2 separate regions of the Homo sapiens genome follow, and region 2 is linked to region 1. A link is an interaction called in ENCODE POLR2A ChIA-PET data of the cell type or tissue named here. Cell type or tissue: PC-9. All regions are shown on one strand. Each heading gives the region's core, and the rest is flanking DNA. Links, peaks and the distances in the headings are about the cores only. Region 1 has its middle 31 kb from the start of ZNF782. Region 2 has its middle 42 kb from the start of CTSV.

The links. Peaks named below come from ENCODE experiments on the same cell type or tissue, not always from the same donor. Only the 100,000 strongest peaks of a DNase experiment are listed, where the experiment ranks them.
Region 2: POLR2A ChIA-PET joins it to region 1 with 5 read pairs; 2 of 35 experiments call an interaction of 5 or more read pairs at or near these places.

The regions. Positions count from the first base shown.
Region 1 is chr9:96,882,580-96,887,954 of GRCh38, reverse strand. It overlaps a transcript of ZNF782 not described here. Among named protein-coding and RNA genes, the nearest start is that of ZNF782, 31 kb to the right of the region's middle. RefSeq lists an enhancer at 2,786-3,985. In PC-9, for the core only: no CTCF peak of the experiment used is centred there; a DNase peak (open chromatin) is centred at 3,324; H3K27ac peaks cover 2,601 bases.
Region 2 is chr9:96,994,420-96,999,794 of GRCh38, reverse strand. It overlaps the pseudogene SLC71A3P. Among named protein-coding and RNA genes, the nearest start is that of CTSV, 42 kb to the left of the region's middle. In PC-9, for the core only: no CTCF peak of the experiment used is centred there; no DNase peak of the experiment used is centred there.

The DNA of each region.
Region 1 (5,375 bases), core at 201-5,200:
ACCTATGAGTGAGAACATGTGGTGTTTGGTTTTTTGTCTTTGCAATAGTTTGCTGAGAATGATGGTTTCCAGCTTCATCCATGTCCCTGCAAAGGACATGAACTCGTCATATTTTATGGCTGCATAGTATTCCATGGTGTATATGTGCCACATTTTCTTAATCCAGTCTATCATTGTTGGACATTTAGGTTGGTTCCAAGTCTTTGCTATTGTGAATAGCGCTGCAATAAACATACGTGTGCAAGTGTCTTTATAGTAGCATGATTTATAATCCTTTGGGTATATACCCATTAATGGGATGGCTGGGTCAAATGGTGTTTCTAGTTCTAGATCCCTGAGGAATCGCCACACTGACTTCCACAATGGTTGAACTAGTTTACTTTTCATTTTCAGTCTACCTATGTCATTGTATTTCAAGTGAGTTTTTGTAGATCCAGCATAATGTTGTATCATGTTTGGTTTTTTGTTTTTTAGTCCACTCTGCCAATCTCTGTCTTTTAATTACTGTACGTAGACCACTTGAAGAATTGCCTTGTAGCAATTCTGATATATGAGGGCTGAAGTCTGCCATTTTGTTATTTGCTTGCTGTTGGTTTCGTATCTTTCTTTCTTTCTTCCTTCCTTCCTTCCTTCCTTCCTTCCTTCCTTCCTTCCTTCCTTCCTTCCTTTCTTTTTTGCAATGGAGTCTTGCTCTTGTTGCCCAGGCTGGAGCACCTGGGTTCAAGCAATTCTCCTGCCTCAGCCTCCCGAGTAGCTGGGATTACAGGCGTGTGCCACCACACCTGGCTAATTTTTGTATTTTTAGTAAAGACGGGGTTTCACCATGTTGGCCAGGCTGATCTCAAACTCCTGGCCTCAGGTAATCTGCCCATCTTGGCCTCCCAAAATGCTGGGATTACAGGTGTGAGCCACCGCATCCGGCCAGTTTCCTGTGTTTCTTGTTCATATGTCTCATTTCTTCCCTCTCTGTGGGTTATTTGCATATTTATTAGGATTCTATTTTGTTTTATTTATAGTTTTTTTTTTTTTTTTCGAGAGGGAGTTTGCTCTTGTTGCCCAGGCTGGAGTGCAGTGACGCATCCTGGCTCACTGCAACCTCCACCTCCCAGGTTCAAGCGATTCTCCTGCCTCAGCCTCCTGAGTAGCTGGGATTACAGGGACATGTCACTACGCCCAGCTAATTTTTGTATTTTTAGTAGAGATGAGGTTTCTCCATGTTGGCCAAGCTTGTCTCCAACTCCTGACCTCAGGCGATCCACCTGCCTCGGCCTCCCAAAGTCCTGGGATTACAGGCATGAGCCACCATGCCCAGGCTTATAGTGTTTTTGATCATACAGCTTTGGATAGTTTTCTGAGTGGTTGCTCTAGGTATAACAATACACATATGTAACTCATCACAGTCTACTAGTACTGATGTTTAACCAATTCTAGTGTGGTTTAACAACCTTTTCTACATTTACACCCCTTTACTCTCTCCACTTTTAAAATAAAATTTCTGTGGCATTTCCTCCATATACATTGAACACCATATTAGGTGTAGAGTTTTTGCTTTAACACTCAATTATCATTTAAGAAACTCATGAGAGGTTGGATAGTCTGTCATATTTGCCCTTATTTTTACTCATTTTTGATGCTCTTTCCTGTCTTAAGTTTCAACTTGTGAGCTATTGTGTCTGGCCTCATTCTTAAAGGATATTTTCACTGGATGTAGAATTCTGGGTTGACAGTTCTTTTTTTTTTTTTTTTCTGTACTTAAAAATTGCTTTCTACTTTCTTCCAGCTCCAGGGTTTCAGATTGAAAATGTTGGGCCAGGTGTGATAGCTGATGCCTATAATCCCAGCACTTTGGGAGGCTGAAGCAAGAGGATCACTTGAGCCCAGGAGTTCAAGACCAGCCTGGGCAACATAGGGAGACCCTGTCCCTACAAAAAATACAAAACTTAGTTGGGCATGGTGGCATGTGCCTGTGGTCCCAGCTGCTTGGGAGGCTGAGGCTAGAGGATCACTTGAGCCTGGGAGGTTGAGGCTGAAGTAAGCCATGATTGCACCAGTGCCCTCCAGACTAGGCCACAGAGTGAGACTCTGTCTCTGTCTAAGAAAAGAAAGGAAGAAAGAAAGAAAGAGGAAGGAAGGAAGGAAGGGGAAGGAAGGAAGGAAGGAAAAATAAGTTATTTAAATTGAGGCTCTGCAAGTAATGTGTTGTTTCTCTCTGATGCTTTCAAGACTTTTTTCTTTGTTTTTTTTTGTTTCCAGAAACTTAATTATTATGTGTCTTGGCATCAATGTCTTTGGGCTTACCATGTTTGGGAATCACTCAGATTCTTCAATCTGTAGATTTATGTCTTTTCCCAAATTTGAGACATTTCAGCCTTTATTTTTTCAGACACTTTTTCAGTGCCTCTCTCTCCTACTGGATCTCTGTTAACACAAATGTTAACCCTTTAGTTATTGTCTTATAGATCCCTGACATGCTGTAATTGTTCTCTTTTCTTACCTTTTTTTCTGCTGCTCACATTGGGTAAATTTTATTGATCTGTCTTCAGGTTCATTGATTTTATCCTCTTTTATGTCCACTATACTATTGAGCATATCCAGCAGGCTTTTTATTGTGGTTATCATATTTTTCAGTTCTCTAACTTGTATTTGGTTTCTTTTTGTAATTTTTGTTTCTTTGGTGAAATTTTCTATTTTTTTACTCCAAAAAAATCGCAATTGCTTGTTGAAGCATTTGATAGCTGCCCGAAAACCCTTGTTAGATAATACTCTATCTGATTTCTCTTGGTGTTAGTATCTGTTATTTTTTTCTTGTTTCTGTAGGATTTTTCCGATTCTTGGCATTTTTTTAATTGTATCCCAGATATTTTCTATATTATGAGACTGTGAATTCTATTTAATCTTTTTTAAATTTAATCCATTTAATCTTTTTTAAAATTGCAATTGCTTGTTGAGGCATTTGATAGTTGCCTGAAAACACTTGTTAGATAATACCCTATCTGATTTATCTTGGTGTTAGTGTCTGTTATTTTTTTTCTCATTTCTGTGGGATTTTTCTGATTCTTGGCATGTCAAGCATTTTTTAAATTGTATCCCAGATATTTTCTATATTATGAGACCATGAATCCTAGTTAACCTTTTTTAAGTGGGTATAGTGCCAGGGTCAGGTGGGTGTGTTTGTTCAGCTTCCTAATAGACTCCTCCAAACCATCCTGGTAAAAATGGGGCACTGACTCACACTGCATTGTTGCAGATGGGTGGGGTGAAAGTTCAAGTCCTTCTTCATCCCACAGTCATCTTCCTGGTCAAAGTGGGACGCTGACTCACACCACCTTGTTGCCTCTGAGTGTGACTATGTGACCAGCTCCCTGACTGGCTCCACTGCCTTCGGGGTTGTGGGGTGGGAGGGAAGGTAGGAAAGGTGGAAGGCTGACTCACACCACCTTGTTGCTATGAGTAGGAGTGGAGGGTCAGCTTGGCTCTGCATATTGTTGATATCAGGAAAGGGGAGAAGCAAAACATCAGCTACCCTTCCTTATGACACTCTATTCTGCCTTGTTGTTGCCAAGTGGAGGTGAAGGGTCAGCACCCAATGGACCTTCATGACAGGGCCTGGAGGGGTGAAGCCTCATTGTAACCAGCTCTGCCTTTTACTGCATTGTCAAATTTCATTGCTGCTGGGTGGGGGTGAAGGCTCAGCTCACTGTTTGACCCCACTGACACTACCCCTGTGGGGGAATCAGAGCACTGTCTGCTTCCAGGCAAGGCATGGAATCTCAGCTCCTCCTGCCACCCACTTCTGCCAGGCAGAGGATGCAAGATTAGCTCTGTGCTCGGCCCTGCCAATACCACCAGATTGGGAAATCAGAGTTCCCTTGCTTGCTTCCACAGGGTAGAGGGTAGTACAGCTTTTCTGTTGGTGTTTGGCTGGTGTAGGGCTGATATTGCTAAAAGCTTTTCTATTCATAGCCCATCCATTCCAAGACCTTTGGCTAAAGAGAACACACTTTTCTTAAGGCTTTTGTTTCATTGTCTGTGCCTATTGGTAGTTCTGGGTTGGAGGTTTCTGTAGTGCCCTGTCCATGGCATATGAGAAGCAGAAGGAAACAGAGAACTCATCACCCTGCAGTTCATCAACTCTTGATGTCTCTGGACAGCCCATCTTCTTCCATGTATCTTTTCAGAGTTTTGCTATGCTTGTTTATTGTTTTGTTTCCAAAGATTTCTATGTGTAGTAGGAAGGACTTTTATTTTTTATGTCGTTAGTTTTTCTGAACTTTCAGAAAGAGATGTGAAGGTTTCTGAATTTTCTGAAAGAGGTGTGAAAAGCCTTTCAAACTTCACAGAGCTCCCTTCTATTGGTTGTGTCTAGGGCTCAAAAATATGTCAACTTGGCTTTCTGAGATGTTCTGCCTTTATTCTCCTCCGTCCCTTTAGTCTAAACCTTCTCTCTCTGTCACCTTTGTTGTCCCTATCCTGCTTGATTTTCATTCCACTAGAAGCAGTCTCTCTTCAGTGTAGGTCCCTGCCCTAAAAGGGATCCCTGGCAGGTGATTTCAGAGGAGCTACACTGCTCCATCCCCTTCAGCTTATCTTACACAAGCCCCTTGAGCCCTACTGGTATTGGAGAAAACAAACCCCTCCTTTTAGAGCTGCTGTTCTGGAATCATCCCACCAATGCTTTCCTTGCTTCCTCCTACACAAGATGTCACTTGTAGTCAGGTGGCTTGTCTCCACACCCCATATTTTGGGATTCATGAAAACATCCTGTCACCATGTTTTTAAAAAATATATTGTCCTTGGTGTTTCGTGTTTAGTTTTGTTTCGATGTCTAGCTGCTTTGTCTTTCCTTTTTTTAATGTGGCAATGCAAAGAAACTAAACAACTTTACTGCAACTGTTGTCTTGCAGAATTCTGTCTTTTCATTCTTCATCTCCTATTGTCCATTCTTCTCATGACAGCCAGTGTGGTGTCTTCTCTGCATTGTTCCTTCATGAACAAGGTAACATCACTAGTTTTCATGGATTATCCAAATCAAAGAGAGAATTCTCGTTTTAAGTCACTGACACATTTAAACCACCCCTCCTACAAGTTCAGCAATGATAATTAAGGTGAAGAAAAACTTCAGCTAGTCTTTTGAGGCCACAGTGTCCAAGGACAAGATGTACTTTTTAAATTTGAAATTTCTATAATGGCATTGACATTTTACAATAAGACGTAACTAAAATATGTAAGCATGCAGTTAAAACAATCATGGAATGCTCTTGCTACATGACTGAGACCAAGAGATTGATTCTTTCCTACTGATGCTTTCAGGAATATTTTCAATTAGAGGCTTGATATTTCCATAGTTTACAGTGATTAGAGATTAAAATGTATAA
Region 2 (5,375 bases), core at 307-5,306, 110 kb before region 1:
TATACTCCTTGGGTGGGAAGCTTATGGAGGCCAGTTAATGTACACTAAAAAAAAGCCCATACCCATTGACCTGGCAGTCACTCTTCAAGGAACTTACTGTAAGGCACTATTGGGACAAGACCACAGAGGTATATTTGTAAAATATGTATGTACTAATTGTATATATTCATGAAAGATTGTAATTTAAAAGGGACTTGGTGAAACAGTTGTGGCACATACATTAGGTGGAGTACTAAGCTGCCGTTAAAAGTGATGAAATGACTATATGCCTATTGATATGAATATGGTGAATTTATTTTTATGTAAATCGGCTACACAACTTTTATCACATTAAAAATACATTTATATATTTGCATGGAAAAATGTCTGGAAGGGTTTATACCAAACTTTAAAACACTAGTGATCATTGCTGATATTGAGATTTTTGTTGATTTTAATATAATTTCTTGCCTGTTTCTTTATTTTCATTTATACGTTTTCTACTAAACATGTATGAGTTACAAAGCCAAAAGAAAAAAAATAAAAAGACCAGTGGAAAGGATACATGACTACTGGAAGTTAGACACACCGTTGCCTCACAGACTTCCTGGTCCTGAGTGTTTGGGTTGCCTCAAGCTCTTTCTTGTTTTCTGACCTATCTTCCGTCCTTCCTCATTGCCTGTCTAAGGATCCCCCTTTTGTGTGAGTTGATCCTGCTTTCAGATATATATGCACTAGAGGCTATAAGGGGCCTTAGACGCCAGTCCTAGTTTTCTCAGTATATGTATGAGAGCACTAAAGGCCAGAAAATTGGTTAAAGACAGGAAGCTATTAATAGTTAGCAGCAGAGCCAGGAATAGAACTCAGGTTTCCTTGCTTCTACTTGAGAATTTTTTCCATATTATGTGTGCTCTTCATAAGTAGGGTGATCAGACATCTCAATTTATGCCTTTTGTCTGCACTTAATTCTGGTTTTTTTTTTTTGATACAGAGTCTCATTCTGTTGCCCAGGCTGGAGTGCAGTGGCGGGATCTCAGCTCGCTGCAACCTCCGCCTCCCGTGTTCAAGTGATTCTCTTGCCTCAGCCTCCCAAGTAGCTGGGACTACAAGCATACACCATCACCCCTAGCTAATTTTTGTGTATATATATATTTTTTTCAGTAGGGACGAGGCTTCACCGTGTTGGCCAGGCTGGTCTTAAACTCCTGACCTCAAGTGTTCTGCCCACCTTGGCCTCCCAAAGTGCTGGGATTACAGGTGTGAACCTCCGTGCCCAGCCTGTGCTTAATTCTTAAAAAGGACCCCCTTTTATTCCTTATTTACTTGAGACAAGGTCTTGCCCTGTTGCCCAGGCTGGAGTGCAGTGGTACGATAATGGCTCACTTTAGCCTCAAACTCCTGGGCTTAAGTGATTCTCTCACCTCAGCCTCTGGAGTAGCTAGGACTATAGGTGTGCACCACCATGCCTGGCTAATTTGTTGTTTTTTTTGCAGAGATGGGGTCTCACTATGTTGCCCAGGCTAGTCTCAAACTCTTGGCCTTAGGCAGTGCTCCCACCTCGGCCTCCCAAAGTGCTGGGATTACAGGCATTAGCCACCATGCCTGACCCCTCTTTTACTCTTAAAAGTGTCTTGGCTGGGTGCAGGGGCTCATGCCTGTAATCCCAGCACTTTGGGAGGCCGAGGTGGGTGGATCACGAGGTCAAGAGATTGAGACCATCCTGGCTAACACAGTGAAACCCCATCTCTACTAAAAATACAAAAAATTAGCCGGGCGCGTTGGCAGGCACCTGTAGTCCCAGCTACTCAAAAGGCTGAGGCAGGAGAATGGTGTGAACCCAGGAGGCGGAGCTTGCAGTGAGCCGAGATCGCGCCACTGCACTCCAGCCTGGGCAACAGAGCAAGACTCCATCTCAAAGAAAAAAAAAGGTTCTCGTTTGTGTGATAAATGTTTACCCCGCTCATAAGGGAAACAGGCATAATGGAAAGTGTCATACAGACTAACCCTGTAACCAGGATCCATGAATAGAAATTGGAATGGTTGGAAGGAAAGGCTGTTTGTAGAGTAAGGTGCTTTTCATATGTTGAATTGAAGGTGTTGCCAGGACATCTAAGTCATTATTTTCTAGTCGGTAAAAGTAGCTGAGACGTCATTTAGAGAGGGATATGTTTGTGAGCATTTTTTGTTTGGAGATGATAGTTGAAGCTGCATCAAGACAGTCCATTCATTTTTAATCTTATTGGGGGAGGATTAGTGAGCTCAGCTTAGGAAGATGAAAGAACGGGCTACCCAGTATGATATGCGTGCCTGAGGACACATGTTGATCCCATATATGGATGTGCACATGTGACTGCTTTGATTTTTGTCTAATGTAGACATGCCTGAACATTTATGTTTTGAAATATGTAATACTTTGTTAAATTTCTTTTCTTTCCTTCTCCTTTATGTCACAGACCATGAAACAACTTTTTTTGATAGTGGCTGGAAAGTGTCGGGTAGTACTGATACATGCAAGGCTGGTTGATGAAGAGCACGGTCTCTAGGAATTAGGAGTACCTCAATTCAAAGGCTGCCTGTGTAACTATGCATAGCTTATTACTTCCTTTCTTCACAAGTTTAGACAAGTTTGATCATGGGAACAATGAGAAACTATGCTCATGATTGTTCTTCAGGAAGATTTATCTGATGCAGTGCCTGAGTGTGGAGAGACACAAGAGTTAAGTGATTGATAAGGAGGCAAAACCTTGGGAGAAAAGAGCTTCTGGACCAGGGTCTTGACCTAGTGGAAAAAGATTGGCTGGATGTGGTAGCTCACACCTATAATTCCAGTACTTTGGGAGGCAGATGCAGGAGGATTGCTGGAGCCCCAGAATTTGATACCAGCCTAATGTCTCTACCAAAAAAAAAAAAGAGGCTGAGCTTGGTGGTGTGTGTCTGTAGTCCCAGCTGCTTGGGAGGCAGAAGGATCACTTGAGCCTGGGAGGTTGAGGCTGCAGTGAGCTGTGATCAGGCCACTGCACTCCAGCCTGTGCAACAGAGCGAGACTCTGTCTTAAAAAAAAAAAAAAAAAAAGGAAAAAGGAAAGTGATTAATGTGAGAGATGTTAAGGAACTAGTAGAGGAGCTAGAAGCAGATTGAATTTTGGGGAATGAGAAAATGTAATCAGGTAAAAAATCAGTACAGTACTATCACTAGAGAAGTCAGGAGGAGAAATTAATTACTATGATTAGTTTTCTTTTGGTTTTGTTGATTTTGAGAGTGCTAACTGCACTTGGATGTGAACTCTTTAAAAAATATTTTGGCCAGGTGTCGGGGCTCAGGCCTGTAATCCTAGCACTTTGGGAGGCTGAGGCGGGCGGATTGCCTCTGTTCAGGAGTTTGAGACCAGCCTGGCCAACATAGTGAAACTCCGTCTCTACTAAATATACAAAAAATTAGCCAGGTGTGGTAGTGGGCACGTGTAGTCCCAGCTACTTGGGAGGCTGAGGCAGAAAATCCCTTGAACGAGGTTGCAGTGAGCCGAGATTGCGCCACTGCACTCCAGCCTGGGCAACAGAGCGAGACCCTATGTCAAAAAAAATTTTTTTTTTTTTGTAGAGACAAGGTCTCACTAAATTGCCCAGGCTGGTCTTGAACCCCTGGGCTCCAATGATCCTCCTGCCTTGGCTTCCCAACGTGTTGGGATTACAGGCATGAACCATTGCGCCTCCCCCTCACCCCCTTTATTTTTTCCTGACATGTGTTTTTGAGGCTGGATGGTGAGAAAATCTAGAGAGAGGAATCAGGGAGAGATGTTGGAGGTAGAGACACTGGTTATTTGTATCAAAGTTGTAGTGTCAACTGAGCCCATAAGATTGAAAGAGAGCAGGAGATTGAGGGGTGGGAGAAGTGATACTCTAAAGAAACTCTTGGGAATGCTGACATTTCTGATATTTTGCTCTCGTGATACATGCTGTTCATCCTTATTATTGATACTTGTTCTTGATCCTTCCTAGTGGTGGGCTTCCTATTTTCAGCATTCAGACTATACATGCCTTGTACCTTCTCTTAACTGTGGCTCCACCCTGACTTCTCATGACTCCTTAGACTGCCTTTGAGGAAGATTATAGCTGTTGTTAAATGTGTGATATCTGTCCCAAGATCTTCAGTTGAACTGAAAGATTGCAGTGTAGTGGGGGTATTTTCTTTGTATTTAAAAGCATTTTTTTTTTTTTTTTGAGATGGAGTCTCACTCTGTTGCCAGGCTGGAGTGCAGTGGTGTGATCTCGGCTTACTGCAACCTCCGCCTCCTGGGTTCAAGTGATTCTCCTGCCTCAGTCTCCCAAGTAGCTGGGACTACAGGCGCCCGCCACCATGCCCAGCTAATTTTTGTATTTTTAGTAGAGACGGGGTTTCACCATGTTGGCCAGGATGATCCCGATCTCTTGACCTTGTGATCTGCCTCCCAAAGTGCTGGGATCACAGGCATGAGCCACCACACCCGGCTTAAAAGCAATTTTAAGTTAAGATTACACAATGATCATCTTTAGTATTTCCTCCCAATTAAGGCATCTTATCTAGATTTTACTTTATAGGAATGGTCACATTTTGTGTCTGGGACTAATAACATGCTGCTACCACCCCCTTCTAAAAATTATCTCATGAAAAGCTAGTGATTAATTCTCTTACTGAGGTGGTTATCTTGTCTGTCCATTAACCTCTGAACTCTTCTTGGCCATCCATGTGGAATTAGAAAGCAGGCAGAGCCAAGGAGGAGGAACAGCCATGACACTGCATGTCCAGGGGAAATGACAGTCTATCTCCTTTTGCTTTCAAGTTGCTGATATTTACTGTGTATTGTGATCTTTGAGTTGGCCATCATGTGTGGGAACAGCTTCCAACCTTATCTTTTTTTGATGGACAGCAGATGACCTGATTGATTGAGAAAAGCCAGGTGCCTAGTTCATCTGAACTTTTTGGGTCATATTGAGAAAGTAGGCGAAGGGGTTGGTAGAGACTGCCCTTTTGCTCAAGTACACAGTAGCAGGTTAGAACTCCTTAGTGTGGGGAACAGGGTTAGTGGTCAAGTGAAGGTCTACGCTTTGCTTTGCCTGAGGAACTAGCTACATTTGACTCCTGTCACTTACTCAGGTTGCTGCAATGCAGGCTGGCTGCCATATGTATGTACTGATTCTATTTGTGGAAACATTTGGGCTGTATAAGAAAAGTAATGTATTACAGTGGTTAGTAGCACATACTCTGGAGGTGTGTGACTATCTTGGTGGAATACCAGTTCATGCACTTACTATGTGAGTTGGGAAAGTTGCTTAAATTCTCTGCATCTGAGTTTGTCATCTATGAAATCGGGATAATAATAGTTCCTATCTCAAAGGTTGTAGTGAGGATAAAATGAAGGT